Linked DNA regions of Mus musculus: regions 1, 2, 3, 4, 6 and 7 are each linked to region 5. Evidence: chromatin loops called from intact Hi-C (ENCODE). Cell type or tissue: left cerebral cortex. All regions are shown on one strand. Links, peaks and the distances in the headings refer to the core of each region. The heading gives the core; the rest is flanking DNA.

Evidence for each region. Peaks named below come from ENCODE experiments on the same cell type or tissue, not always from the same donor. Only the 100,000 strongest peaks of a DNase experiment are listed, where the experiment ranks them.
Region 1: a loop joins it to region 5, with 3 times the contacts of the local background. A loop is called at or near these places in 10 of 42 quality-filtered maps.
Region 2: a loop joins it to region 5, with 6 times the contacts of the local background. A loop is called at or near these places in 9 of 42 quality-filtered maps.
Region 3: a loop joins it to region 5, with 20 times the contacts of the local background. A loop is called at or near these places in 13 of 42 quality-filtered maps.
Region 4: it touches region 5 in a loop (6-fold over the local background); 5 of 42 quality-filtered maps call a loop at or near these places.
Region 6: a loop joins it to region 5, with 2.1 times the contacts of the local background. A loop is called at or near these places in 2 of 42 quality-filtered maps.
Region 7: a loop joins it to region 5, with 7 times the contacts of the local background. A loop is called at or near these places in 3 of 42 quality-filtered maps.

Annotation. Positions count from the first base shown.
Region 1 is chr7:91,238,416-91,242,764 of GRCm38, forward strand. All of the region lies in intron 1 of Dlg2 (discs large MAGUK scaffold protein 2), which reads left to right. Among named protein-coding and RNA genes, the nearest start is that of Gm24552, 2.4 kb to the right of the region's middle. In left cerebral cortex, for the core only: a CTCF peak has its summit at 3,529; DNase peaks (open chromatin) are centred at 2,337 and 3,517; H3K27ac peaks cover 1,341 bases.
Region 2 is chr7:91,224,720-91,229,068 of GRCm38, forward strand. The region is part of intron 1 of Dlg2 (discs large MAGUK scaffold protein 2); the gene reads left to right. Among named protein-coding and RNA genes, the nearest start is that of Gm24552, 16 kb to the right of the region's middle. In left cerebral cortex, for the core only: a CTCF peak has its summit at 1,941 (motif pointing left); a DNase peak (open chromatin) is centred at 1,934; H3K27ac peaks cover 696 bases.
Region 3 is chr7:90,510,746-90,515,094 of GRCm38, forward strand. It overlaps a transcript of Dlg2 not described here. Among named protein-coding and RNA genes, the nearest start is that of Tmem126b, 37 kb to the left of the region's middle. In left cerebral cortex, for the core only: a CTCF peak has its summit at 1,743 (motif pointing right); a DNase peak (open chromatin) is centred at 1,757.
Region 4 is chr7:91,259,693-91,264,041 of GRCm38, forward strand. All of the region lies in intron 1 of Dlg2 (discs large MAGUK scaffold protein 2), which reads left to right. Among named protein-coding and RNA genes, the nearest start is that of Gm24552, 19 kb to the left of the region's middle. In left cerebral cortex, for the core only: CTCF peaks have their summits at 1,169 (motif pointing left) and 2,531; DNase peaks (open chromatin) are centred at 1,001, 2,441, 2,632, 3,058 and 1 more place; H3K4me3 peaks cover 2,040 bases; H3K27ac peaks cover 2,044 bases.
Region 5 is chr7:91,429,670-91,434,018 of GRCm38, forward strand. The region is part of intron 1 of Dlg2 (discs large MAGUK scaffold protein 2); the gene reads left to right. Among named protein-coding and RNA genes, the nearest start is that of Gm24552, 190 kb to the left of the region's middle. In left cerebral cortex, for the core only: a CTCF peak has its summit at 2,401 (motif pointing left); DNase peaks (open chromatin) are centred at 268, 622, 2,123, 2,374 and 1 more place; H3K4me3 peaks cover 303 bases; H3K27ac peaks cover 870 bases.
Region 6 is chr7:91,367,380-91,371,728 of GRCm38, forward strand. The region is part of intron 1 of Dlg2 (discs large MAGUK scaffold protein 2); the gene reads left to right. Among named protein-coding and RNA genes, the nearest start is that of Gm24552, 130 kb to the left of the region's middle. In left cerebral cortex, for the core only: no CTCF peak of the experiment used is centred there; DNase peaks (open chromatin) are centred at 2,587 and 2,843; H3K27ac peaks cover 2,625 bases.
Region 7 is chr7:90,841,131-90,845,479 of GRCm38, forward strand. It overlaps a transcript of Dlg2 not described here. Among named protein-coding and RNA genes, the nearest start is that of Gm39048, 170 kb to the right of the region's middle. In left cerebral cortex, for the core only: a CTCF peak has its summit at 2,637; DNase peaks (open chromatin) are centred at 244 and 2,695; H3K27ac peaks cover 1,457 bases.

The DNA of each region.
Region 1 (4,349 bases), core at 149-4,148, 190 kb before region 5:
GTTTAGAATTCACATTACATTCTAAGTTTTCAAGGACTGACTTTATAGCTATTTATTGCTTTTTTTTTTCCTTCCTGTGTTACTATAACAAAGCCTTCCACAAAGACTAGGAAACAAAGGCAATGAAAGGTATTTCTTAACTATATGTATCGAAAAATAAGGTATACCTAGAGTTTCTACCTAAATTAAAGTTTTGAAGAGAACAATTAACTTACAGTCTAACATAGTAACTAATTATTCTAGTTAACACAATTATTATGCTAATAATCTGTATTTTATTGTATTCTTACTTCAGAATATGTAAGATATTAATTATTCTTTCTTTTTATTTTTAGATATATTTCACAATGTTTGTATTATCTAGTCAGAATAAAATATTTATGCTAATAATTTCAAGATTTATGAGGTAAAATGTCACAACCAAGAACCTATCTAGAAATTGGCAAAGGCACTTGTGGATTTTCTCCTATAAACAAGAAAAGAATGTGACATACAGTATATGTGCTTTACTGGTCATCAAGATAAAGCATTTGCTCATCAATAACAATCTTCAAGCAAATACTCGTTCAAGCAGTGCTGTAGCTTTTGCCAATTGTTTACTGAAGACTTTTTATAATTCACATGCTATAGAGAAATTATTTTAGATCAAAACTACTTGATTCAGAACAAGTATATGATCAATTACATTTATTAGAACATACACTTTGGAATATGGGATCTTTCCTGAGTTTTCAAAGTTATACTTCATAAATTTACCTCCTATTTTAAATTTAGCTTGTTGTTGTAGTCTCGAATATAATGGCAAAATCATGCTAAAGAAGGGGTAAAGATTTGAGATAGTAAGTGCAAGGAAATTATTGCTTTCATAATATCCAAGACAAGATTAGGACTTGTTTTAATGATTTCTTTAGGATTATTTAGATGGTATTTTTAATGAAAGTTTAGGTTCACAGTGAATGAATAGGCTTATATAATAATTTCTAGATATGCCAGGCCCCATACATGCTTAGAATTCAACATCCCACACCTGAATGGTGAGATTACAATGTAATACCATAATCATGGGCCCCAGTTTACATTAGGGTTCACTCAATGCCATACAGTCCGTATGTTTAGTCAGCTGCATAGTTGCCATTATAGTACATAGATGTCATTACGGTATCATGTAGTATACTGTTACTATTCTAAATCTTCTGTCTCTTTACTGGCATAGTTTACTACATAGTTTGGCTACTGTCTACATAGTTTTGTTGATTTTTTATTTTACAAGGCAGGATACTAATGAAATTATTTAAATAACTGCTCTAGATAATATTACATTGTATTTTTTTATTTGAAATCTTTCCTTCATTTCAGGGATTTCTCTTAATTAAATTCATGGTATACATCTGCTAATAATTTGTTTTGTGGAATCAAACATTTTTATATAACCTTATTAACTGATTTCCTTGCTTCTACTCCCATTTTTTTTCTCTTCATGTTCAGTCAGGACCTTAGCCCATGGGATGGCAGCATGAATACACAGAGTGTGTCTTTCATCGTCAGGTAATTTTCAATAGAAATACCTTACAGAAACACCAGAAGTGCATCTTCTTCATTATTATAAATCCAGCTAATTTTTTTTAAGAATTGCTATCATAAAGATTGACATTACATTTAAACCATAACTATCTACCTCTTTTTAAAAACTCACAACCATCTCATGATATAAAACTGCATCTAGTTCATCTTAAAAATACCTGGATTCCTAACAAAACTAATGTTGCTTAAAATCCAGTTTATCTCCAGTGGCTCAGGCAAGCTCCTAACTGCAAGATCCTGTAAAATCAAACTCAAGTCACATACTTCCAATTTACAAGAACACAAAGCAAACACCCTCACTCCCAAAGTGGAGAGTGGTAGACTTGTTAGACCTGAGCAGTGTTAGAACTAAACCTGCAGGATAGATACCAAACCCTTCAGCTTTGTGTTCAGCACGCCAGGCTTGTGAGCACAGTTGCTGAGATTTAGAGATCCCATCCATTTCAGTCAACCTTAGCTCTTGCAATTTCTCTATTGGGCTGGCTTCATTCAATGTCTTCAGCTTCGTCAATGTATGCCTCAAGATCCTCATATCTCCAACATGCTGATGTCTCTGTGGTGATTTTGGCTTCACTTTCACAACCTCACACAATTGCCACTTCTAGTCTCTGAAGAGCACATGACCTTTGCAAAGAATTGTCTTGCTTCAGTGTCTGCCTAGAAACTGATATAACCTTCTGTGACCCTGCAATGCTTGTCATTTTCATGCCTGCAAAACCATATGGATAGCTCTGCTAAATTCTGCTGCCAGCACAAGGCACAGTCTGGAACATTTCTGTCACTTCTGGGGTGGCATTTGTGCACCTTTGTGGCTAAACCTGAAAAAGCACTACTTAAAATGTTTAAAAACTGAAAACCCATCTCAGGGATTTCCTTTAACTCTCTCTTATTTTAAAGGAACTTCCATCTTTACACACTGGAGACCTCGATGGAGATCATGCCTTTCAGGCACCCTTTCCATTGCCAACTGCAAAGTATAATGTTTATGCAATGGTACTAATATCTTTAACAATGACAGCTGCTTTCTCTACCATTGTGTCTGCAACATTAATGGAGCTCTCAGGCCATTAATCTCCAAGTTGCACTGTTTTCATACATCTCTCCCTGACTACAGATTGATGGAAAGCAGTAAGCAATGACCATGTCCCACCTGGACATCATGTCTCATTTCATGTCTTCATTTCCCTGACAGAATACCTTTTACATTTATTCTTAAGATTGTCACTTAATCATACCATTTCTCCATTTCCTTTCTTCCTTCTAAACCTTCTCATATACTCCTCCCCACTCTTCTTCAAATTCTCACCAAATGGTATGTCATGCATCTATGCATCTGTGTATAAATATATATTCCTATGTAGAACCTGTTGAGCCTATCGAATGTTACCTATAGGTATGACTTCAATGCTGAATGACATTGGACAGCCTATTGGCATGCTCTCTCATGAAGAGGGCCACCCCCCCCCCCAAACCCTAGTTTTCCTCAGTTCTATAGTTCACTGACACTGCACAGCCAATTGGAATCCTCTCTCCAGGCGAGGGCTACACCACCCCCTATTTTCTTCAGTTCTGTAGTTCTTTAATAGGTTTGGGGCTTGTGCGTTTTTTCCTCTCAGAGTTTGGCAGGCTCATTGGTATCATCTTTGTTCAGATTCTCTTCGATTTTCAGATTCTTGGGCAGAACACAGCAAGATTCTTTGCCAGAATAGAACATAAATGGTTTCTAATTCAATAGTTGATGAGGTTAGGCTTCCACCTGAATCTTTAGGGGTCCAGCCTCCACTGTCTGTATTTCCCTCAGCACCTTAGTCTTCTGAGCCCTGACTCAAGAGCCCATAAGGCTCTGTTTCAGTGCTCTCGGGACCCTCTAGCCATAACTACAAAGCTGCCAACACTCCTCCCACAGAACAGTGACAGAGCCTAAAAACCCATGTGGTCAGGTTTATCATAGCAACCACCCCTGCTTTTGTCTCCAGCTTTACATATTTGGTTGCTTTTCTCCTTGCTGTAAGAAAAGGAACCTATCTGACAAAAGCAGCTCGAGGATGGAGACTGAATTCAAGACGAAAGACTGTTTTGAATATGGAGGACTGTTTTGACGACTGAAGGCTGTTTGGGCTCCCATGACAAAGAAGGCTTGGCAGCCAGAACATGATGTACATGGTTGTACCAAGTCCACAATCAAAGGAACACAGACGTAGAAGCCAGTACTCCACTTGTCTTCTTCTCCCTCCCCCACTCCCCTTTTTAGTCCATGACTCCAGTAAAAGGACTGCTAACCACCTACATTCAGGGTGCATCTTCTCCCTTCAGTTTAACTCAGAGGTACTTTGAGATAATGATAAATTCGGCCAAGTTAAAAAATGAAGATTGGCCTTCACATAGTCCGTAAAGGATGTTCTGAAGATGTCAACTGTCCTTTACCTGCCATCCTTGCACAAGGCAGCATTGCCATAGTGCAGTAGAGGTTCTTTTTGAAAGAATGAAATCACTTGTTTAATATGCAAAATCATGTTTATAGGTAAACTGACCAGTCTTTTTTTTTCAATTTTTTGTTATATATTTTCTTCCTTTACATTTCAAATGCTATCCCGAATGTCCCCTATCCCCTCCCCCTGCCCTGCTCCCCTATCCACCCACTCCTACTTCTTGGCCCTGGCATTCCCCTGTACTGGGGCATATAAAGTTTGCAAGACCAAGGGGCCTCTCTTTCCAGTGATGGCCGACTAGGCCATCTTCTGCTACATATGCAGCTAGAGACAGGAGCT
Region 2 (4,349 bases), core at 116-4,115, 200 kb before region 5:
TTTAGAGTTGAGTATTTCAAAGAAACTTATTCTCTACAACTTGATTAGTGGTGGATTTCTGTGTTAATTGTCATCTACTATAAAAAAGAAACTTCTCTGATAGTGGTTGAGAGATGGCTGCGTTAATCTATGAGTATAACAATAATTGGTTAGGAGTTAGTTTAGCACTATGCCTATTTAACAAAATAATACCAGTAAGCTGCCCGCTAGAATTTATGACTCATTTAGCCACAAGTTCTTGGCCCTAATTGCAGTGAAAGGTATGATTTTCACCTTGTGGAGCAGGTCTTAAGTCCAATCAGAAAGAGGTGGGTTTTCCCATGGCATATATGCCATTATTGAAGCCCTGGGCATATCTTGCTTGGTAGTAGTTTTTGTAGCTTTCAGAGTTCATAGCTTGATAAGATTGGTGATTACTTTTTCCCTTTGGTTATATGCATTCTATCTCCCAGCAGGATGAAATCTAGCCTGGAGAGATGAACCTTCCAGGTTCATACCAGCTTGATTTCTCCTTGTTCTATGACACATGAATGTAATATCTTTAGCTATAGTTCTTACCCTTAAGTTCTGGAAGGTAACGAAGAGCAATAGCCTATAACCCTCCGCCTCTCTCCTCTCTGTCTCCTTCTCTGTGTGTATATGTATGAGAGAGAGAGAGAGAGAGAGAGAGAGAGAGAGAGAGAGATGGTCTATGAAATCCACTGGCCTGTAAGTCCAAAGAAGTAATCCATTCCTGTCACTTGACATTTTATTGCTAGTGATATCTTGTGGGGACATTATCATCCCTTTAAATGGCAATTCCATTTAAATACTATATAAATATTTCAATCAGGAAACTTCCCAATTAGTAGGCTTCAGTATAACTTTTTAAAACACCTTTAGTATCATCATTCTTGCAAGTATGTCTCCTGCTTCCTGACTCTGTCACCCACCCAGCTGCCGTCTTAGATATCTCTTCTGGTACATCTTGCTCTATATTCATCATAGGAGTTGTATGGGCAAGTGTGGAGGACATTAACTTTTGAAAATTTTCCACCCCTAATGGTATGGAAATATTTCGTTTTCTTTCATGTCATGTGGTAACAAAGATTGCACTCAGGTAACATCAATTGTACACTAGGTCTATGAACTGTATTTTGTGTGAATTATAGTGGCCCATTTGGTAAAGTATCACTTATCACCTCTGTAATATAGGCACTATAGTATGTCTTTAGATTATACCAGTAATTCGTAGGTAATATGCTCATGTATGAGAATACCTCTTGGCATTTAAAGTGCAATAATAGTTATTATCATTTATATTTTAACCTATATAATTAGATTTTAGGCTTCCTGACACTTAGGATATCTAACTTAAAGCTTGAGAAAAAAATACAATTTCATAAATATTGTATTAATTAATGAAATCCCGTTTAGAGAGGGTCTTTATATGGCACTAAAGTAACAAGGAAAAATAAACAAACCACAGCCAATATCTGAACTTGTCTCCAGTTATACAGAAAATATATAGGTTTAGTATTTCAAAACTTAAAAACATTTATATTTCCAAGGATTTTCTTTAAATTGTACATTGTATAGAAAATAGATCATATTTCTGATTTTGCCTGCAACAAGGTATTTGCTGACCAGATGTCACTGACTTACATTCAAAAGACACTGGGATTTGTATTTTTATATGGTGTACTTGATCCATATTTGGTAACTCCAAATTTAAATTGAAATTACTTTAAAATTGCACACATTGGGCTAAGATGAGCTCCAATTTGGCACTCAGTAAAGTGGTAGTGCCTTTTTTTTTTAATCCCTTTTCCTTCTCTTCTGATCAAGGTAGAAAGCATTTCACAATTCACGGACTGACTATCCTTTTGTTATACAACGACTTCCTTAGCTTTAGCTACCTGGCAGCTCTAAACAATCGAGCAGCTGCCATCTAGTGGACAAAATTTGTAATGGCGTTAAGGATGCTGAGCACAAAATTCATTGAGATGAGAACAGTGATGTTACTCATCACTGAGTATAGAAGGAGGAATTTACTAGACATATTCATACATTTCACAAAAGTGAAGCCATTTAACGCTGAATAATAAATCATCAGACATACAGGGGAACATCACAAAGTTTTAATTCTCTGTATAAAAAGGTAAAATATATTAAAACCTTATGAGATGCAACTAGAGACTTTTAGAATGACTCAAGGAAAAGGTCAGGAGGAGGAGGATGAGAAAAACAAAAAGAAGGAGAGCCAATACCAAATATTGGTAAAGATGATGAAGATGATTTACACATATTGCAATTGGGATACAGAATAGCTTAATCACTCTGGAAGACAGATCAGTAGTTTGCAAAGTTATTTTATGCAACATCTGCACACAAAGGTCTATTGAAGGTTTGTCTATATAATCCATAGCTGAATGGATAGCAAATGTCCACCCAGTGGTTAATGAATAAACAGTTGTCCATCTACCCACTGGAATACTTTCTTCCATTCTAAACAAATGAGTTATTGATATACATAATAACATAGATGACTCTCAAGTGAATTAGCTGAAAGAAACCAGACTACATAGTATGTAATTTCACTCATAGGACATTCTGTAAGCAAGAAACTCTGAAAATTGCAGCAAGCTCAATGATTATCAGCTGTGCAAGCATCAAACGAGGTAACGAGCCACAGTTAGAAGGAAACTTCTGGTGTAAAGGACATGTTCTGTATCTTCACTGATGGTTCCAATGATTATGTGAAGTTAAAAGTTTGTCAAAAACCATATACTTTTATACTTTGTAGAGCATGACTTAATAAATAGAAGGGCTAGTAAAATGTTTCAAAGCAGTAGCCTCAAGAGCTTTAAATTATGATTGCCAATCACTGAAAAGATGAAAGGCAGTCAGCTATCACATATCAAAGTTGCATGAGCCAAATGGAAAGAGGCTCAGACAAATAGAATGTAACACTTTTCATGCATACTCATAATAATTCTTTGGAAAATTGTTTTCAAAACTTCCAGTACTTAAAGTTTGGCCCTCAAGTTTATAAATGTATTCTAGCTGTAAACTCTGAGTTCTTTTTATTGCCTTATAAAACAGTAACTGTTCATTACTTTGTTACATGACATGCATATTCCAAGATAACATTTAATATTTTTATTATGCAAAATGTTCCTATAACTAACTATATAGCCTTGTGAGGAGGTGAAATCGTTGTTTGTATTTTTAAACCCTCTAATATCATAAAAGTTACACCATCTTAAAAGCTTAATTTTTTTAACTCTGGGATGCCATTGTATAATAACTAATCAGGCACATTTCTGAAAAATGAACTTTGCCATTACCTTGATATTTAATGGGTTGAGTAGAATTGAATATCTCGTGATGATATTTCAGTATTTTTAAATACATTAAAAATAAAAACAAGGGGTTGAAGAGATGGATTAGAGGTTAAGAGCACTGACCACTCTTCTAGAGGTCGGTGGTTCAATTCCCAGCAACCACATGGTGGCTCACAACCATCTGTAATGGGAACCAATACCCACTCTAGTGTGTCTGAAGACAGCAACAGTGTACTCCAATATATAGATTAAATAATAAATCTCTTTTTAAAAATAAAGTACTACAGGACAAGTTTTAAAAAATGAAATAAAAATAAATACAGCAAGCAAGTTGTAAGGTATAAAATAATATGACAGCTCACTCCATAAAAGCCAGAAATGGGTAATAGAAACATCTCGAGTTAGAAGGAGGTTGGTTTCAGAGCTCAGTTTCTGTGTGTGTGCACTGGAAATAATTAGCATGTAAAGTATTTATATTTCCAATTTCTAGATGCACAAGATTGCTTCAAGATACTTTTTTTTTTGAAAAGTGGCAGGATTTAAGATTCAAAATTATTCCCAATATCTTGCTTACATTATTATCTTAGCATCCTTTCCTTATTCAGAAGCAAGCATGCCGTGTGCTGAATTGCTCCTGACAGTACATTCCTGTCCTAGAAAAACCAGTTTGGGAAAGGTGTAAGGGAGCAGAATTCATGGTCATAGCAGTCAACTTCGGAAAGAGTTCTGGTGCGGATACTCACCGTTTTCAGACATTGGGAGTCTGGAATTTTGTATACATGGAGTCTGATAGGTTGTTCTTCCTTTCCAGTTTCCTAATGATGTCAATCATTCTATAGTATAGTTTCATTGAAAAAGAATTTGATAACGAGTCTAGAGAAAGCAAGGATTTCATTAATTCAGAGTTCAGTTTTCAAATGGGAAGTGATTTTATCAACTTTCACTCAGAATGCTTTGAAGTTCTCCATGTTTGAAACATGTACAATGTGACAATCACTTTTTTTAAAATTTAATTTTACACAA
Region 3 (4,349 bases), core at 94-4,093, 920 kb before region 5:
TTAGTTCATAATGTTGTTCCACCTATAGGGTTGCAGATCCCTTTAGCTCCTTGGCTACTTTCTCTAGCTCCTCCATTGGGAGCCCTATGATCCATCCATTAGCTGACTGTGAGCATCCACTTCTGTGTTTGCTAGGCCCCGGCATAGTCTCACAAGAGACAGCTACATCTGGGTCCTTTCAATAAAATCTTGCTAGTGTATGCAATGGTGTCAGCGTTTGGATGCTGATTATGGGGTGGATCCCTGGATATGGCAGTCTCTACATGGTCCATCCTTTCATCTCAGCTCCAAACTTTGTCTCTGTAACTCCTTCCATGGGTGTTTTGTTCCCAAATCTAAGGAGGGGCATAGTGTCCACACTTCAGTCTTCATTCTTCTTGAGTTTCATGTGTTTAGCAAATTATATCTTATATCTTGTGTATCCTAGGTTTGGGGCTAATATCCACTTATCAGTGAATACATATTGTGTGAGTTTCTTTGTGAATGTGTTACCTCACTCAGGATGATGCCCTCCAGGTCCATCCATTTGGCTAGGAATTTCATAAATTCATTCTTTTTAATAGCTGAGTAGTACTCCATTGTGTAGATGTACCACATTTTCTGTATCCATTCCTCTGTTGAGGGGCATCTAGGTTCTTTCCAGCTTCTGGCTATTATAAATAAGGCTGCTATGAACATAGTGGAGCATGTGTCCTTCTTACCTGTTGGGGCATCTTCTGGATATATGCCCAGGAGAGGTATTGCTGGATCCTCCGGTAATACTATGTCCAGTTTTCTGAGGAACCGCCAGACTGATTTCCAGAGTGGTTGTACAAGCCTGCACTCCCACCAACAATGGAGGAGTGTTCCTCTTTCTCCACATCCACGCCAGCATCTGCTGTCACCTGAATTTTTGATCTTAGCCATTCTGACTGGTGTGAGGTGGAATCTCAGGGTTGTTTTGATTTGCATTTCCCTGATGATTAAAGATGTTGAACATTGTTTCAAGTGCTTCTCTGCCATTCGGTATTCCTCAGGTGAGAATTCTTTGTTCAGTTCTGAGCCCCATTTTTTAATGGGGTTATTTGATTTTCTGAAGTCCACCTTCTTGAGTTCTTTATATATGTTGGATATTAGTCCCCTATCTGATTTAGGATAGGTAAAGATCCTTTCCCAATCTGTTGGTGGTCTTTTTGTCTTATTGACGGTGTCTTTTGCCTTGCAGAAACTTTGGAGTTTCATTAGGTCCCATTTGTCAATTCTCGATCTAAATGAAATTTTTATAAACAATTTATATTTATAGTTCCTGGAAGTGATACACAAGAAGAATGGAGGCTTCGATGGGTGAGAAAGAGGCTTAACTTTAAATGTGCAAATTTCTTTAGGAAGTGGCCCTCGAAATGCTGAAAATTATAGAAATTCTATGACAATTAATGGCACTTTAGAAAGTGGGTATGACTGAAGATGGATTTTGATATTTACACCTTTAAAAATGCCCTTTGTATGCTGGGTAGGGAGTCTCACTGGATCCAGATCTTTACAGTAGAGAATAGAGTGTGAAGCATCAAACATGGCTCAGACAATTGTTTTAATCACCTTTGTTAAATAGCTATCATCTGGGTGAGAGTCATTGAGTGTCTCATGCCTGGAAAGATAGAACATCTCCTGTTTGATGCTTTGGATCAATTACTATCAAGAGGTTTCAATGCCATTCTTGGTTCAGGACTTTTGTGTATTACTGCAAGATTTATGTCACCAGATGGCACCATTTAACTAAAGTTATGTGCTTGGGCTGCTCATAAAGTGGTTGCTGCTTGGATTTGTTCTATAGCTGAAACAGGGGAAAAATTACTCTGATGGTATATGAGACTTATCTTAAAGAGAGTCTAACCCAGTGTTTTTTGGAAGCATGACAGAATCTGGTGATTTCTTTTTGGTATGTAGTGGAAGAAAACTTGAAGCTGGTCTCCACCGTCAGTATGTGGCAGTTGGGAGAAAGAATACTATAAGTTTTTTCCTATTTGGGTTTTCTATAGATAGTATACTCATTTTATTAATATTATACCCATGAATCATTTGGCTGCTGAAATATTTTCAGGGAGTATATATATATATATATATATATATATATATATATATATATATCCATATGTACATATACATATATGTATACTAAACAGAAAGACAATATTTTTTATTATTATCTTTAATCATTTTTTTTACAGTCCAGTTATTATCCCCCTCCCATTCCACCCTCTGACAGTTCCCCATCCCATTCCTCCTCTCTCTTCTCCAAGAGGATGTCTCCACATCTCTACACTCCCACACCCTCTTACACCCTGCCAGGCCTCCCTGGGACCTCAAGTGTCTCAAGGGTTAGGTACATCTTCACTCATTGAGGACAGACCAGGCATTCCTCTGCTGTATACGTGTTGGGGGCTTCATATCAGTGTCTGAGATATCTCGGGGGTCCAGGTTAGGTGAGACTGCTGGTCTCCCTATGGGGCTGCCCTCCTTCTTAGGTTCTTCCAGACTTTCCCTAATTCAACCACAGGGGTCACTGACTTAAGTCCATTGGTTGGGTGTAAGTATCTGCATCTGTCTCAGTCAACTGCTTATTGGGCCTCTTGGAGGACAGCCATGCTATGCTCCTTTCTGTAAGCATCAGTAATAGTGTCAGACCTTGGAGCCTTCCCTTGAGATGGGTCCCAATTTGGGCCTGTCACTGGACCTCCTTTCCCTTAGTCTCTTCTCCATTTTTGTTCTTGCAGTTCTTTTAGACAGGAACAATTCTGGGTCAAAGTTTTTGACTATGGGGTGGCAACCCCATTCCTCCACTTGATTCTCTGTCTTTCTACTGCAGGTTGGTTCTATAAATTCCCTCTCCTCATTGTTAGGCATTTTATCTTTGAGTCTTGAGAATCTCTCACTTCCTAGATCTCTGCTATATTCCAGAGGGTTGCACCACCTTCCACCTCCCAAGGTTGTATGTTTCCATTAATTCTGCTGGCCATCGGGGCTTCACTCCTCGTCCCCCAATATCTTATCATGTTCGCCCCTTCTTCTGCCCTTCCCACTCCCCTCTCCCACCCAGTTCCCTCCCTCTTTTTGCTCTCTGCTTTCTTCTCCCTCCCAAGTGGTATTGAAACATCCTCACTTGGGCCCTTTGACTTGTTAACCTCCTTGAGTTCTGTGGATTGTATCCTGGGTATTCTGTACTTTTTTGACTAATGTCCACTTATTAGTGAGAACATACCATGCACATCCTTTTGGGTTTGAGCTACCTCACTCAGGTTAATATTTTGTAGTTCCATCCATTTGCCTGCAAAACTCATGATGTCCTTGTTCTTAATAGCTGAATAATATATCCCATTGCGTAAATAAACCACATTTTCTGTATCTCTTCTTCTGTTGAGGGACATCTGGGCTGTTTCCAGCTTCTGACTACCCCAAAACTCTTAGCACATTCTGCTATGAACATAATGGAGCATGTGCCCCTGTGGCATGGTAAGTCATATTTTAAGAATATGCCCAGGAGTGGTATAGCTGGGTCTTCAAGTAGATCTATTTCCAAGTAGAAAAACAATCTTTAAAGATTATTTTTAGAAGCAAATCCTTTAAGATGGTCTAAATAAGCATAGCAACAATAGATAAAGGCCATCAACAGAGTATACATTCTATTCAGTTATATAATAAATAAGTGTAATATAGATAATAACTTAGTATAGACAGTTATTGTAAGGAAGGGAGCACTTGTCACTTGGTTCCTGTCCTCTTAAGCACAGTCACTTTTACCTCTTGTTCCTGTACAATGTGCTAAGAGTTTTGGGGTATCACATACTATACAGTATTATTATTCACTGGAGTGTGCTCTCTCTTAGGAGTCTATGAGCTTCTTGGAGGTAGGGGCTCAGCTGGCTCTAATGAAGCTGATGGAAAAAGCACATTAAACTTCTTTTATTTGAACAAATATATTTCAACTTCTGCTTCCTAAGAGACACTATGTCAGGCTCTAGGGACGTGGTAACAAGGCTATGACGCCTGTTTTCATGGTGTTCATGGTCTGTTAAATGGGACATGCTTTGAAGCTATGAGTATTCAGATGAGAACCCATTGGAGGAAACACAAAACCATGAGAAGTTTCTTCAACTGATCAAGATCGTATTATTCTGTAGTCAGAAACATTTGAAAAGAGGGCTGGTGGGATGTTCAACATACTTCCTGTTCCTCTAGAGGATCTGAGTTTCATCCTCAGAACCCACATCATATGGTTCACAATTGCCTATAACTGTTTTTTAAAAACATTTTTGGTTGTTTAATAATTTTGAATAGGTTGATTTTTTTCTTTTTTAAAATTCAATTTAATTGTT
Region 4 (4,349 bases), core at 155-4,154, 170 kb before region 5:
AAGTAATGACTCAAACCTTATCCCAAACATCTAATTATCGGTAGTAACAAGAGTAATTGTGTTTGTCACTGCTCACACTTATTGATAATATGATTGTTTTGTGAATAAGAGGCAATATTGAGAAAAATGTTAGGTAAATATTTAGTGAGATCCATTTGTAATCTGCTTGCTATGAAAGAGGTAGTTATCAGGAAGAACTGTAAATGTTATCAATTACTGAAATGTCTAAGTTAGTTATTTTGATATTAAGGTGAACATATCACATCCTGATATTCCTTAGAAAGACTTCCTCCTAAACTTATTGCAGAACACCCTCTTCCAATATACTGCTGAATTAGTAGTTTTCAGCTCAATAATACAGTATGTTCATATCTTAAGGTGACAGTGCCTCATTTTGTAACAATAGTGGTTACCAACTGTAACTAGGCAATGCATTGTCATGGACACAGACCCCATATTCTCTCACATCTTCAATTTACTCTAGACCTATCATTGAAAGGCAAGATTATCAAATTTCTCTAAGTATATGGCATATAAACAGAAGTGTGTGTTTGTGTGTGTGTGTGTGTTTATTGAGAGAAGTGTGTAGTAAATGAATTTTTCTTGATGAGGAAAGAAGTGAAATCCATAGTTTGCTTTATATCTTGTCATTTGGCTTTATCAATCTGAACCAGTACAGACTATAAAATGGGAAGTAACAGCCCTTAATGCTGCCCTAGAATAGGAGGTCAGGCTTAACTTGGCAAATTCATCAGGGAAGGACTGTGTTGGATATTATTGGATCCTCACAATATAGAGCATACAATACTTTTGGGGTGTTTGAAATCCAAATTATAGGCTAATGAATAAGGGAAATATTGTACAACATTTTTAGAATCTATTCTCCCTTGGAAAATGCAGCCGCAATTACAGACACTATGTAGGTGGAAATGCTCACACACTCACACAGTTTATGATAATGAAGGCAGAAAAGCTAAGGCATACACCTCATTGGTTAACGTAGCCTTAAGACTTCACAAAATGCCTCATATCAGGATTTCTTAAAATATGACTTGTAAATTTAATAGTGACATACACATACTCCTCTCTAGCCCCACTCCCCACATGTAGGCATAGCAAAGTCTAAGCCATGGCTGCCCTCTTCAGTTAGGACCAGGTTTAACTCAAGGTAGATCCCCTGTGGATTTTTGTTTATATTTGATTCCATGCAGACTTCTTTGTAAAAGGTGTCTCCATTTCTTAGACAGGACCCTGATTCCTGTTATTGGGTGGTGGAGGTGATTACAAATGAGTTTTTCTTGACATCTTTCTTGACTAAGAAATGAGAATGTCGCATTAGGCAGAAATAATGTTTTTTGGTTGCTGTTGTTAATATCCTAAGAATTCTATGGAGTTTAGCGTACACTAACTTCAGAGAGGAGCATGCATTATTTTAAGTAGAGGGAGGCAAAGGATCGAATATAAGATACTACTTTTTATCTAGTAACTTCTTATTATTTTTTTCTTTTGTTCTTGCTGGAGCCTTGTAAATCTGGAGCTGTCCCCTGAGGTCATCAGCAAAACTGGTTTTCAAACTATCTGCCATGTGTTTTCTATGAACCTACTTTTCATGCCTTACTGAGATTGTATGGCATGAACAAGTGACAGATCGATTTCTAAGGCCCAACAGAAGGTTTGCAAGCAGAGAGCAGAGCCACTGCCCTGTTCTGAGTCTTTGCCCAGGAGTTAATGACCTTGTTCCCCAGCTCTTTCTAGGTGTTATGATGCATATCAGACATCAATGCACTCAGACCATGCAAGTGACAGTGAGTGACAGACACAGCCACACACAGCCTTCTTACTCCAAACCTGATGATGATATCTCTGCTCTTTCCATCAACCCTCTGTGAGGAATGGTACCCAGGCAGCACTCTGAGTGCTAAGTTTACCAAGTCCCTACCCCTTGCATTCCTTATCACTTTCTCAAATCTGTCACTAAGCTATTTTGCAGCTGTGTTAGCTGCTTGCTAACTTAAAAAAATCTTTTTGCATTTTCACAGTCTCATTTATAAAAACAAAACCAAGACAGCCAAAACAAAAAGTGTATATTGGTCTTATCATTCATACTAGAACAGCATGGATACTTCCGTGGCTTCTGGGAACCTCTATGGCACCTCCTAGGTCGAAAGGGTGGGAAGGGAGGAGGAGCAGAATGTCCTTATCTTTTGAATTTGAAAAAAAAAAAAAAGTCATTAGCAGATAAAGGCTTGGCTTTGAGGCCCCCTTCACAACCCGTAGAGCAAGTGGACTCGCTGACCCGGAAAGCATTAATCTTTTGGAGCCTAATACTGCATCAGCTCTCTTTGCTGGATACTTTCCCCTCCTCCTTCCTCTACTAGCTCTTCTATGGGGGTGGGGAGGACAGTCCCTCCACTGCTGGGCGCTGTCCGCCTCTTCCCAGGAACTCAGCATCTGAGGACGTCCACGCTGAGGCAGCAGTAGTAACAGGGTCCTGTGTGTTCTCGGGGTCACGTCACTTGGGAATGGCCCACCTGCTTAAGCCAGGGACTTCTTGGCGGCACCCGGAGCGCCACCAGGCTGGCGAACCGCGTGCACCGCTCTCTCCCTTACCCCGCCCCTCCCTCCCACTTCTCTGGGCCAGCGCTCCCCACGGTGACTCTGAATTGCAGCAGCAAGCCACTGGCTTCTTACCAAATTGGGAACTGCATTGTGGATTTTTCCCCCCCTTTCTTTCTTCTTTTTTAAAATTTCCTTCAGAGGGAATAATCTCAACCCCCTTCAGCTTGCTTGACGATCTAGAGTGACTGGGGCGAGTAGGCGGGCACATCCTTTTACATGCTAATATTGCCCCACCTCCTTTGAACCCTCCTCAAAAGCGCTCTGCTTCCTTTTATTTTGATTGATTTATTTATAATTATTTTTATTTTACCTCCTTCAATTTCCGTATAGTGGGGAACCCTTCTTCGCTCTCTGTCCCTTCCCCCACCCTTCGTTCTCTTGGGAAGACAGACCCCGAGACGCACTGTACTTGCCGGCAGCAGTGCTTGCACCTAGGCTCGGGGATGGCTGCACCAGGCGCAGGGGGCAGCGATTACAGCTGCCGCTCTGTCTAGGCTGTCTAGGCAGGCTGTCGCTCCGAGAACTGGGTGAGCACCAAGTTCGGTTCCCCCAGAGAGCTGCCACTGCCGCAGCCCAAAAGGAATGTCCCCTGTTCTTAAGGACCCTGACTGTTTTACACCAATGATTTGCCACTGCAAAGTTGCTTGCACCAACAACACTTTGTCGTTGATGTTTGGATGCAAGGTAGGACAAGGGATTCATGTCTTATTTTAATGCATGCTGGCCTCCCTGGGGAGAGCAAACAATTTCTTTTGTTGTTTGTTTATGTGTCTGCCTGTTGGGAGACTGACAGATGCTGTGTGACTGCTCTGTCCACTCGCGGAGCCGGCTTGGATTTGGAGAGCTCAGTGATTTTTTTTCCAGTGCCCGGTGTTAGTTAGCATGATAGCTAGATGGTGACAGGACCCTGAATGGAGCACACAGAAGCTACAAGCACTCTTGAAAAGAGGGCGCCTTAGATGTCTCGGTGCTTGGGATTTCTTCTTGCTTTTAGCTAGTGATTAGCTCCGGGCGCTGGTATGGATGCTCTGGAAAGCATCAGACTGACTCTCACCCCTGAAACAGGGCTGTGGGCTAATAAACCCGGGACCATAGAAGTTCTCCAGATCAAACTGAGAGGCTTGGTTTCTAGTAGCTTTTCCAACGGTGAGGGAGGGGCTTATGTCTACTTTTGTCAGTAAGTCTAGAGATGTAAATATGTAGTCCTCATTTGTAGGATAGTCTTCGCTTTTACCAGTCCATTTGAAACCAACAAGCCAAATGTTTAACAAGAGATGGCCGGCACAGTTCTTCGTGAAGTTTGAAGCAAATGACCACCCCATCCTGGAGTTGTGTAAGATTGTTCAGTGTTCGAAGTAACGAGGTTTAAAGGGTTTTGAAACAGGTTACCATCCAGGGCTGCCTGTTTGAAAAGATTTATTAGAGCTTTTTTGTTGGCTGTGGTGGATCTACCAGAACTTGCTGTTAGCGAGGTTATTGCCCAAAAGTGGTCTCAGTACCTGTTCTTTGCTCGCCGGGAATATGAGCTTTTACTTACAGTGACAACTTGGTGCGTTTATTCAGTTGTTTCTAGAAATCACTTCTTTTGGTTGCTTTGATGCTATCTAAAGGGAAGTGCATGTGGGAGTGGGGATACTTTATCCATAGTAAGTGAAAGTACACATCTTTAAGTGAACACAAACCACGTGATCTCTTCTATGCTGAAAGACACTATTGGAGACTGAATGGGA
Region 5 (4,349 bases), core at 92-4,091:
CAGACCTGAAACAGTAGCCTCTCCCTTTAAAATTAAGTTCAGCAACCGCCCCCATCTTCTTGCCTCAATAAAGCTTCTATTTTTCCTGTACATAAATTATGTTCAAGGCAAGCAACCTGTGCATGTCTACACAAAATGGTATCATGGTGTTACTCATTCTTCCTGGGGATCACTGGGCACACAGGCCTCCTCCCTTCCTTGTAGAAAGCTGCCATCTCTCCTGGAAGGGTCTTAGAGGAGTCCAGTCAGATCCCCTGAGACTCCATTAGCTCCCAAGGCCACGATGAAGCATTCTTCTGAATAAAGTTAAGTTCTACTTCTTCCAATTAACAGCAGATGATGAAAGTGCCTGCCAATTCTGTTGCATTTCAGCTGGGTGTTTTGCTCTTGCTTGGCCATTTGTAAAATGTGAACCTTCCTAATGGGGACCTAGTTAGTCATTGGATTAATGAGTTTCAGCTGAATTAATCGTGCCTAGCCCACTGTGAGTGTTCAGTAATAGTCGCTAGCAATTTATATGCTGACTTAAGTTGCTCCATTGAAGAACATCGGCTGGAATCAATATTGTGTAGCTGTCCTACTGCATTTGACTTAAAGAAAAAGATGACGCCTGTAGATTTGGAGCTCAGATTATATATAGCCCTGTAGCGGATGTTCTCTGAATCGTAAAAGGAATTTCAAAGGGTGTTGAGACTAATTTCTTCCTGTGAGTTTCCCACAATTATACAAGATGGTTAAGTCCAAGGTGATAAATCTTTTGGAGATAGGTTCTTCTTCCTACAAGTTTATCTATGTGAATATCTACCTTTATCTGTCTTTATCAGTGTTTCGTTCCTCATTAGTGTGGTGGCTAAAAATGAGTAGAGGAAGTTTGTCACAAGCAGCTTGTTAAGGCTCAGTCCAGACCCTCGTTCCAGACAGGTGCTCAATAACTGTAATTTAATTAATTTAAAATTAAAATAGAATTCGAAAGTTTACAAAAGTTAGTGGAAAGTGTCAATGAAAGGCAAAACAAAAAAATTCCAATCAGCAAAGAGTGACATTTGCAGATCTTAGGAGGTGAAGTTTGTGCTTTGATTACAGCGAAACATATGGTGCTCCATGCCTTATGGCAAATATTTGCATTTTGAAAGCTTTTAATTAGAAGGAATTACAATTCCACAGAGATCCCCATAGCTCGAGAATGGAGTTTAAAAAACAAATCAATATTACGTGTTTGTTAAATTATAACCTTGGTGGGAAATCAATAAAATGCTTGCTGAGAGATATATTTGAGTACTCAACTGAACTGTGGCAATTCTTGCCAAAGGCTGAGTCTGATTATTTATTTAAGCATAGTCATTAAGTGAACTACTTCATTATATCGGTATATTATAATGACTCTTGTACACATACATTGCAGGGACACTAGTTCCCAAGCTACGCCATCTCCAGCTTCCTTGCACTCTTCCTTCACTACCCCTACCTCTTGTTACCACCAAACTTTATTTTTAATGACTTCTAAGTGATTTGGTTAAATGACAATGAGAAAAAGTACAAGTTCTATACTGTAAGTACGTAGTTAGTTACTACATAAAGTGTTCAAAATTAATATATTTGCCTTCTCAATACATCGGTAGTAGATTCTAATCTACTGTGCCCTAGAACCCAGCCAAAGAAAACTCTCTTCTGACTACCCGTTGGCCAGTAGAAACCAACTGAAAAGAGACAGATAAAAAGGTATATATATATATATATTTACTGAAATTCGGCAGTTCATTTGGCGTTTGAAAACGTGTTGGGAGAGTGTAACTTAGAAAAGTCTTCGTATGGACTATAGCGAAGCCACAGATTCAAGTTTGCAAGTCAGTCAAACAGGAACAAAGCAGAAGTTCAAAGTCAGTGGCCTTCAGCGAGTCATGGAAGTCTGATTATCAAGGTATATCAATTTGGGAGAAATGAAGCACAACTGGGCAGTATCCTAGGGACTGAAAAGTGGATGAAATCAGTGGTGGTGGTGTGAGCTTGGAATGTAGGAGAAAGGAAAGGAAAGCCTGGGAATTAGGAGTCAAGGCAGTATGAAGGAGGTCCTGTCTGTGGGGACAAGGAATCGGTGATATACGCTGGAAATAAGGAGCAAAGAAGTGAGGAAGCAAATACTTCACTGACGGCTCCGAAGGTCAACGCAGCGGGGAGGGAGGAGACAGACAGAAGAGATAGAAAAGAGATAGAGGTGGATGGTGAGGGTTATAAAAAGAGATTAAAATTTGTAAGAACGAGCCACGTGTGCCGCATCCATAAAAATAAAATAAAATAAAATCTTTTGATTGCAGCTTTTTTCAGCTAAGTCCAGTGCATTTAGACCTCTGTAGAAACTTTCATTTGAATGTGCTTAGCTCGCCACCTTGTGGCCAAAAGCAGATCCTGCACACAGAAGAACCAAAGCTGGAAGCAAACCAAACCCAAAGCAATTAGTGAAATATTTATCACAAATATTTGAGACAAAACGTTAGCAGAAAGTTCATTCCTAGAATAAATATCAATAAGTACTAAGATAAACCACAAACTATCTTTTGGTTTGATATTTTGCTCTCTCAAAACTCATTTATAATTCATATGTTGATTCAATTGTCTTAATCTTTTTTTTTTAATTAGGTATTTTCCTTGTTTACATTTTCAATGCTATCCCAAAGGTCCCCCATACCCACCCCCCAATCCCCTTCCCACCCACTCCCCCTTTTTGGCCCTGGCGTTCCCCTGGTGTTCCCCTGCATATAAAGTTTGCAAGTCCAATGGGCCTCTCTTTGCAGTGATGGCCGACTCCAGTCAGAATGGCTAAGGTCTTAATCTTTATATTAGCTGGGTTATAGTTATTTTCCAGGATGATGCCAGTTTTTTTTTAAACTTTTATTTGTTAGTGTATGCATTTGGGCCTATGATGTTTGAGTGCAGCCAGGCATGAGCATGACGTGGTGCGCGTGTGGAGGTCAGAGAACAAGTTTTCTCAGAATTAGCTCCATCATGGGATCTTGTGACCAACACAGGCTTCCAGGTTTATGTAAAAGGAGATTTTTACCCTATGAGTCATCCCATTGGTCTGATAATACCAAATTTTACTAAGAGTATGAAGTAACCACAGCTCTCGTGCATTACAACAGAATGCAATATCTCAGCCAATGTCCAACTACACCACAGAAATTTGATTCTCAGAATTCCATGCTCTGACATATGCCTAAAGAGTCTTTCATACATGCACCAGGAAACACAGGCAGGAATACTGCAGAAACATCTTTAAACTTTTGTTATTCTTGAAGGAAAATTCATAGAAATAGTACATATATTCTCAGCAGAGAGAGAGAGAGAGAGAGAGAGAGAGAGAGAGAGAGAGAGAGAGCGCGCATTATTGTAAACTGTATAATGAAATCTTGTACAAATTTTGAAAGAAATGAACTAGGCTGACACATATCAAGATGAGTGAACTCTGTAACATTCTGTAATATTATGAAGTGTAGCTACAACAATCCTGCTGATTGTGCAATCTTGAAGCAGACAAAACTTAAGTAGAGGTAGATGAGTGCCCACCTAATGGTAAGAGGTGCCACACATAGGCTGTTAATCTTGGGGATTATTAGAAAGCACATTTAGCCAGTCCTAAGAAGCAAGCCAGTAAGCAGCAACCCTTCGTGGCCTATGCATCAGCTCTGATCTCCAGGTCCCTGTCTCATTGCTTGACTTCCTTTGATGATGGGCTGGCATGTGGAAGTGTAAGCTAAAGTAAAGTCATTCCTTTCTACAATTCTGATCCTCAATATGTTTGACCACACCAATAGAAAACCTAAAAATGACACTCTGTTACTATTTCAAATAGTTGGCTTTAGGCTGTGGATCTGGGAAATCCATAAGATTGTTTAGAATCCCTTGAAAGGTTTATTCTTAATTGCAGAAACTTCAGTTTTAAGACATTTCAATAGAGACTGGAGAGATGGCTTGGCCATTAAAATTTCTTTCAGAGCTGGAGAGATGGCTCATTAGTTAAGGGCGTGGCCTGCTCTCCCAGAGGTTTTAGCTTTAGAGTTCAATACTCATCAACCACATGGTGGCTCACAAACATCTGTAACTGGATCTGACGCCCTCTTCTGGTGTGTCTGAAGACAGCGACAGTGTACTCACATAAAATAAATAAACCTTTTAAAATAAATTCTTGCTGCTCTCATAAAAGATCCAATTTCAATTTTTAGCACACCTGTCATGAAGATCACAAGCACATATACTCCAACTACAGGTAATTTGATCCCTTTTCATAGTTTCAGCAGGCACCAGTGCAAGGTATATGTGTGTGTGTGTGTGTGTGTGTCTGTGTCTGTGTGTGT
Region 6 (4,349 bases), core at 222-4,221, 62 kb before region 5:
CCTCCAGTAAGTCTATTTTATCAAGAGGACAGGTGAGATAGCTGCTCTCCTATATACCATGTGATTTCTGAGATAGAGGTATATCGGTCCCTACAAAACTAGACAGTAAGGATTCTTCAATCACCTTTGCATTCATGAGATTTAGAGAAAAAAATGAGAAATGTATAAAATGGGGAATAATCTAGGTAGAAGATATAGCACATCCAGGCAGAAAAGGAAATCAGCTTATGGATCAAAATTTTTACATAGTTCTTACAATAAGAATACCTGATACAGTTAATATTAGTAAATAGTAAAAATCTAGATGTACCCTAGGATAAACTGTAGTGATAGATAAATTACTGACCTCATTACTAAAATAATTTTCAATAAACAACGTAATCATGGGTCAGTTTTGTCAAGGAGCCTGCTACTGTTTTCAAAGAGCAGTGAGTCCTCAAGGAGCAGAGATGATGCCACAATTTCCTAGCATTGCCTGCAAGTTGTGTGCTTGACACACAACAGTTCCTCGGGGGCTGAGGGATGGTTGTTTGTGTAAATTGCTTACTATATGAGCATGGGAACCAGAGTGAGTACGAATCCCCAGAACCCACATTAGAAGCTAGGCAGATGCGCCAGCCACGTGTAGTCTGAATGCCAGAGAAGTAGAGACAGGAGATAGCCTGGGAAAGGTAGCGAGCTAGAGCAGCCAAAACTAGGAGAGCTCTAGCCTCAGTGAGAGACTCTCTGAAGAAGGAAAGGAGGAGAGCTTAGAGAATGACACTTGACTTCAGTTTCAGGCCTCCAAATGCATACTTATACATGCATGCTCACACACGTGTTCATATACGTGCAAACACATATACACAACACATTCACACTATGTGCAAACACACACATATGGGGGTAATGAATATTCACAGTAGGGTTTTAGGAAGTTATACATACCACTACATTTGTTTAGAAGTCTGTAGGTAATAGGCATGAGGAAAACCTGGAATGTTAAACACTCAAGGGTTTAACCTGTTTTCTACCCAAAAGGCTCAGAAGAGAGTAATTAATATCCTGGTGACCTCTGTGCTATTTGTATGTCCAGACCTTACCTGCTCTCCAGACCTTTATAATTATCCTGTTTTCCTCAGTGGGTCTACAGCACCATCCTATTGAGATCCTTATCAGGATGGTTGTTTAACTTGAACCTGCCTCTTCAGTCAATCAATAGAACCTACCTTTATGGAAGATGTTACTGGTACTTATAAGAGTTTGATGTAGACAGGTCTTAAGCTTTGTTGTGCACATGGGATGAGTTAATTATCACCAGGAAACTTTCCTTCAACATTGCACTGTACTCAAATATACCTAAAATAAATTACCTGATGTCAAACTCTTGACATTTGAACCAATGGCAACTACTGAGTAATGTAGTCCTACCTTTCTTTTTGATTTCCCTGGCTTCCCACTCTGCTCAATGTCATGTTTGCAGAGAATCTATACACATTTGAGCTTTGAAGAGTAAAGAATTTACCATGGTCAATTAATCTTTTAAATTAGAATATAGTTATATCATTTACTCCATTATATATGTATGTATGTATGTCTGTATGTATGTCTGTATGTATGTCTGTATGTATGTATGTATGTATGTATGTATGTATTGACTATATAATCAGTTGAGTCAATTTAGTGTTGCTTATATGCATATGGTTCAGGGCTGACCACTTGATATTGGATAACCAATTAGGGGTCTTTTCACAAGAAAGACTAATCTCTAGCTCCCAGCATGTGTGGTACTAGAAACCCACCCAACTACCTATGGTTATTAGGGTCATAGATCTTACAGGAGAGCACACTACAGCCACTTTACTAAACCAGCATTATTCTATAGTATCCATCCTAAATACTTACCCTTACGATCAGAGATAAGCGAAGTTCTCAACTCTATCAGAGAAACTTTTCTTTGTGTTCAACAAAGACGATTACAGGAAGTCACAGCTTCTAAAATTGGGGAAACTAACTGATAGTGGTGAGATTTGTACCATTGGATACGTGTACAACTCAAGTCTTGAGCCTAAAGCTTAGGGAACTTCCAGGAAGTAGGGGTGGAAAGATTTGAAGAGCCAGAGACCAAGAAGTTGGCTGTGAAATTGGGTATTCATGGTTAATTCTTAGTATATGACCATAGTCAGTACACATTCAGATCTTTATTTCCGTTATACATAATGTTTACAATAACAGAACAATAAAGAATGGTAATATCAAGTACAAATTTGATATTTGATGTCTGGGATAAATATGATCAATTTTGTAAGGACTCAGACGGAGTTAGAAATTATTTTTCCTGTGCTTTCTGAGTAAAAGGTTTACATTCATCAACATTCTGTTAGTAATGATACAGGAAACTACATGAATACCAAATAAGACTGTTGAATAAACGATTCGTGCCATGCTGTATTTAAAACAAATACTTCAGAAATTGCCAATTTTAGGCTGCTGGTGTAGTGTGTTCTGGATATTTTAAATGTGTAGTCGCTGACTCACTTGGCCTCCTGAGATGGTTTATAAATATAACAAGTGTGGAGGAGAGAGTGATTCTAGAGCTCCGCTTAGAAAGCCTTGGATTCTGTCAGGGGCTTGTTGCTCGTGCACTGGTTGCTTTCCCATAGTCACTTCCGGCTAGTACAGAGATTAACTGCCATCCAACATTCCACAAACCGGGCTGTGTTTCCAGATTGTGCCCTTTTCATTATAAGATCTTCTCCCTCCACCCCTCCCCCACCCCCACACACACCTCTGCTTTCTCCATTTCAAATCAAAGTACTTTTTTCTCTTCAACATCGTGAAGCTGTGCTGCCTTCAGAGCTCTGAGTCATGGGTAGAGAGTGGCTCCCCCAGCTTTCTGCGTTGGGTCCCACATATTTCCAAATGTGCACAATTGCGTGGCGAATCAATTACGTGGAGGAGGATTCCAGCAACTATGACCCTTCCCACTGCCTGCACAGGTTGCCCATGATTTCCTCCCACCCTATCTGTCAAGCATTGAGAGTGAAGAGGAATTTTGTCCAGTATGTTGTTTGCAGGGATACCAAAGAGGGGAAAAACTCCCACAGAAAATAATGGGCCTTTCCTTTCACATAATGCAAACTTGTAAAATATTGATGGGTTTAAAATCTTCTTTTAAAGATCTGGTACAGGTTTTAAAAGGTCACAGACAAAGGAATTCAGCTCAGTGCTAAAGCACTGGCCTAGTATATTAAAGACCTTGGGTTTAATCTCTAGATTCACAGAAAGAAAGGAAGAAAGAAAAGAAGGAAGGAAGGAAGGAAGGAAGGAAGGAAGGAAGGAAGGAAGGAAGGAAGGAAGGAAGGAAGGAAGGAAAAGAAACAAGAAAATGGAAAGAAATATCTTCACATTATTTAATGGAGAAGCAATCTACTTACAACGTAGAAAATCATCATAATAAAATAGCAGGGATCCAAGTCACCCACAGGTGCTCTTAAAAAAACTTCACAATATCTAACAGCAGGCACTGCTAAAGCAACTGTTCTGAGTGATAACATAGACCAAGAATATAGTATATTTGACATTTAGTCCTTCATTCCGGAACCAAAGATCTACTAAAATTTACATGGAAGTGTAAGGGAAGTAGGCAATGTTAATATTGTTTCTGTGTGATGCTTGTCATTAATCCTTTCTGGCAATCTGTTCGACCATCTAGGTCTTGAAATCAGTTACCTTCTATACTACACCACAGCCTTGTTCATCATTGAATGGTGCCAGGTTTAATAGATCAAGAAAACAATCAAAACTGTGTGACTTCAGACTTCATAACTTTCTGCACACTGGTATTTTTAGAAAAGTGTCTGTCACTGGATCTTAAATAATGGTAATCTAGGCCAAAAGTGTTTCTGTCTGAACTTTTAGTATTTTTATCACGTCCCTTCAGGAGAAATGAGGTCTGGCTTTTGTGGGTCCTAAAATTTTGTTCTCTGAGTATCTATATGTTTCAAGCAGACACTCTCGGAAGAGATCCTAGGATGAAATTGATTTCTAATTTCTAGGTGACATTTAAACAGTGTAACTTGAGCAGGGAAGCTACATAATTAACCCAGTCATGGTGGTAACTAGTCATAAGGAAGCAATGCACAGGCAGCCCTGTGCATAACAATTGGAGCAGACAGTTTTGCATCCAGCACACTTGCTCTTTCCAGCTCGTTGTGTACTGTCGGGGAATAAAACTCTCTGTGAAGGATGGTATTTTAAGGATATCCACTCAAACAGTGACAATAAACCTTAGGATTTTTTTTTCATTCTGAAAACTTTTAATGACTTCATAATTGAGTGAAAATTGGATTCTTTAGAATCGTTAACTG
Region 7 (4,349 bases), core at 220-4,219, 590 kb before region 5:
ATGAATTAGCTTCATTAAGTAAAGAAGAAAAAAAGCAGATCAGATAGGCATTTTGTTCACAAGCAATTAAAGGAGTAAAAGAAACTGAAACATGATTGAAGATGCTATTCTGAAATTGGCTTTTGCAACAGTTTCTGCAAACCAAATTTCATCATGGAGTACTGTTGCCAAAAAGTGAGCCGGCCTGAAAATACAAATGCTCTCAATTTAAAACCACCCATTGGAAATAAAAGAAAATGCAGACAAAATAATGAAAACACTTTAATGCTTATAGATAAGTACTATTTGGGGACGGTTTTAATAAGCAAATGTTTATTTTAGTTGCTTAGAATATTCTCTTGGATTCTAGATACATAAATTTCAACCCACGATTCCTGGTTGCCATAACAACTTGATGCATTTGTTCTCTTGTGTCATTTTTTTATCACATCATTTTTTTCAACTTTGGTTGCTATGATAACACGGTATAGTTGTTAAATTTATTCTATTCACATTTTGTTCTACTGGAAACTGGTGGTTTGCTTTTATTTTTCTCCAAAGAAGCTTATATTATCGAAGTGTAATAATGAAAATAGTGGCCTAAATTAGAATTTAAGCTATCTTAAAATTTTAATCGTGTGCATCGACTTATGTTTGAATAATGTGACATCTGTGAGGCATGTAAGAAGCCTAGTGATGATCTAATTCCATTGAGTAGGAAGCAATCTTTATTGCACCAAATAAGGGAAATGGGTGGTGTTCACTGTTGATACTTCTCCAAGCATGATATTAACCAGGAAACAGTTTAGGGATGCCAGGAAATAGATTAAAACTGTCATTACTGGATCCCTTATTAACCATGCTGGTTCCCTGGTAAGACTGCTTATTTATTACAATGAAGGTTAGTCTTAGTTAAAAGTCCCCACTCTGTGCTAACCCGATATAGGAAAGGCACTCAAGGAATCTCTTACCAGATTCCTCTTGAATACAATTAGATAATTAGATAATGAAGTAATATGAGGTTAAAGATAAATTTGTTTCTGTTTATTCAGTCAATTCTTACCTTTTCCTCTGCTTCAGTTATTCTTGGTGATTACTCCATAACTTATAAATTGTACCACCTAGAATTACTATTGCAAGTGTTGTTGTGGAACTTGCCAAGGTATAAGGGAATAAAGCTACAAGATTATAGCTATGACACTTGTTGAAACTTTAAAAGTGACTAACTGTGTAATACATGGGAATTATTTCTCAACTCAATTTTGGATGAATGGTCATGGAAAATAGGAATGAAAATGATTATCCCACATATGTGTTTATATATATAATTGAGATAGTTCATCTCAATTATCAATTATTTGACATGGTTTAGAATTATCATAGACATGAATTTCTGGGTATATTTGTGAAGCATTTTCTAGATTAGGTTACTGAGGTGGGAAGGTCTACCCTAAATACTAGAAGTACCAATCAACCAATAAATTCTGGTCTACATATAAGCAGAAAGTGAGCTGAGCACCAGCATCTGTCACTCTGCTTCCTGACTGAGGATGCAATGAGACCAGTTATGCAATAGCTCCTGCTGACCAAGGCTTCCCCACTATAAGGGACTATACCTTCAAGCTCTCCAGTATTTTATCATAGTAACAAGGAAAGTAAGTAATACCATCATATGTGAATGTTCAAAAGGCTACTACTGCCATGCTCAGAGTGTAAGACGCAGAATGCATCTTCCTTCCTCCGCTCCCTCCATTTCCTCCCACTAATGGTCAGTGAGAGAGGGCAAGGACTGGGAAAGTCCTAGCTGAGATACTGAGGCTAGCTCTAACGCAGCATCTTCATAAGGAGTGTGTTTACTTTGGACTTAATATGAATAGGAGGCGTCTCTCATCAGTCTATTTGTCCAATTCTTAATAAAGTAGCAGAAAACCATTATATTGGGGCTACCTTGACTTTCTGAGAGTATTTGTGTTAAAGCATTGACCACATCACAGCCAAAATTTCATGGACTAAAATAATCCTCCCAGCAGAGGCTTTGTTGTCAGAACTGCAGTCAAATTTGACTTTTTAAATAAAAGGGATAATTGGTAGAAAAAAAAAATCTCTTAACTTGTCTAAGCCTCAGTTGCCCATACATGTCTAAAACTGTCATCAAAGTACATTTGGCAACTATAGATATGACCAATTTGCTATTTATTAGTACAAGAATTAATAAATGCAAAGTATTCCCAATAAATGTTCACCATTAATACTGGATGATGGCATTGAATGGCTATTCAGAATTTTAGGATTGTAACTAAGTTTACCTGGTAACTAGACCTGACTTCTATTCCATCAGGAAAATGGGGATTCAGAACATAAGAGTGCTCAGAACTGACACTGGGCACACTGAATCTTGGACTGAGGACAGCGAGACAAATGCTTGCTGTCCTCAGCCACCTGTGCATATGAGTGTGCTGATATTCTGATAGGCTGGGTCATGACTCGCTCCAGAAATGAGTGCTATGCTCTATATTGAAATGACAAGTGTTTTCACTTGAGAGGCTAGGGAGACTGGAAGTGACAGTGTTGCTGTGAACCTGTTCCTTCTTGATGCCTAAAGCACTCTCCAGTCACAAGCCAGAGCACTGGGGGAAGATGCATGGCTCTGGGAGGCCACTAGGGTGTCATTTAGAACCTCTCTGCTGGAACAATGGAGTAATATAAATTTCAACCCACATCCTCCCGTTGCCATGGTAACCTGATGCACTTGCTTTGAAGTGTCTTTTGTATCTCCCGACCCCTTGCTTGCTTTCTTTTTATTTTTAATCATGAAGATTTTTACTTTGCCAGTAATTTCCTTAATGTGGCTGTGACTTCTTACCCTCCTATTTCCCTATCCCTCCAATTTCTGAATATCTTGCCAATGAGCAATTCAAAGATAAAGATAATAGCTGCATGTATGTGTTCATACCTGCCTGCTGTGCCTGTAAATAAGTAAATCCCTCTCCCTTCTGTTTGTCAGCCTTTCTATAGTCACCCTTTCTTCTCTCCCTCTCTTACAAATGCATGTGCAACACACACACACACACACACACACACACACACACACACACACACAACACACACACGACAATTGTCAGAAAACTGATACACTGCTACAGCTGTTCAATGCTTCAAAAACACCTTGTGTGTCTTAAAAATGATAAAGGAAGTTTTCCATTGCAGAACAACTTCTGATTTAGTAATTCCTTAGTATTTGGTATGTGGCAGGCTGAACAAAGGGTCTGATTGTTATTACATTCAAATCCTTCACTTGGTCACTTGAAAATCTGTAGATTATGAGGGCAGTGTTTCAAGGTGAAGAGCATGAGGTGCTTTGGGTTTGCATTCAGACACTGTCAGTTCTTAGTTGTACAACCCTGTGTAGGTTAATTACACTAACCCTCATAACAAAATAGACTCTCAAAAATAATAGCATAAATTCACTCTCAAGATGTGTGTGAGGAGTGATTTGAGATAATACAGCGTACCTAGAATAAGTCTCTTTGAGACATTATAGACATAAACACTGAGTCTTTCACCTAGGAAACTGACTGTATGCATCCAGGAATAGGCTGCAGTTATCTCACCTAGAGATGCATATGGGCCTTCTTCATTACTATACCCTTCTCCACGCCAAAGAGTCCAGGCAAGCATGCAAACACAGAGTCCTGTGCCATCACCTTACTTGAATGCTGAAGACATGAAACATGGACACGGAAGAACAGAGGCATCTCCTGGAAGCTGCCTCAGAAATATGACCTCTTGTGATGTTCAAGTTTAGGTCTTTACTTCTGGGAGCAAACCTAGTTCGACATATCAAGCTAATAGGATATTTAGAAACTCTCATTACATTAGGGCAGCACTGCCCACCCCACCACAAAATCCCCCTTTCATGGAAGAGGTGAGTGTATTTAACCAGGAGCATTCGGGATGATGGAAGACATTTGAACGCAAACATAGGGTACTTGCTAACCTGTGAGTTGTGTGACTGCTATGCACTTGTATTCAGTGCCGACAGTGAAGAGAATAATGAGACAGAAATTAAATGAAATTTAAAAGAACTACAGTTATGTGACAGGATACCTGCTCTGTGGAAGTATCAAGACTTACAGAGAGGAAGTCACAGAAGATTAAGCAAAACGGAAGGAGATCACAGAGAACATTCTTGAAGGAATACTCTCTACGTTACAGTAATTTAGAAACATAATTTCAAGTAATGAGAAAAACAAGCATGAAAGAAGAGATAAATTCCTTTCCATTATTGTAGCTAATGGGGGAGTTCTAGATAAAAGTTCTTGGATTTTATTTAATAACTATATCATGGAATAACAGCTCACATCGTATTT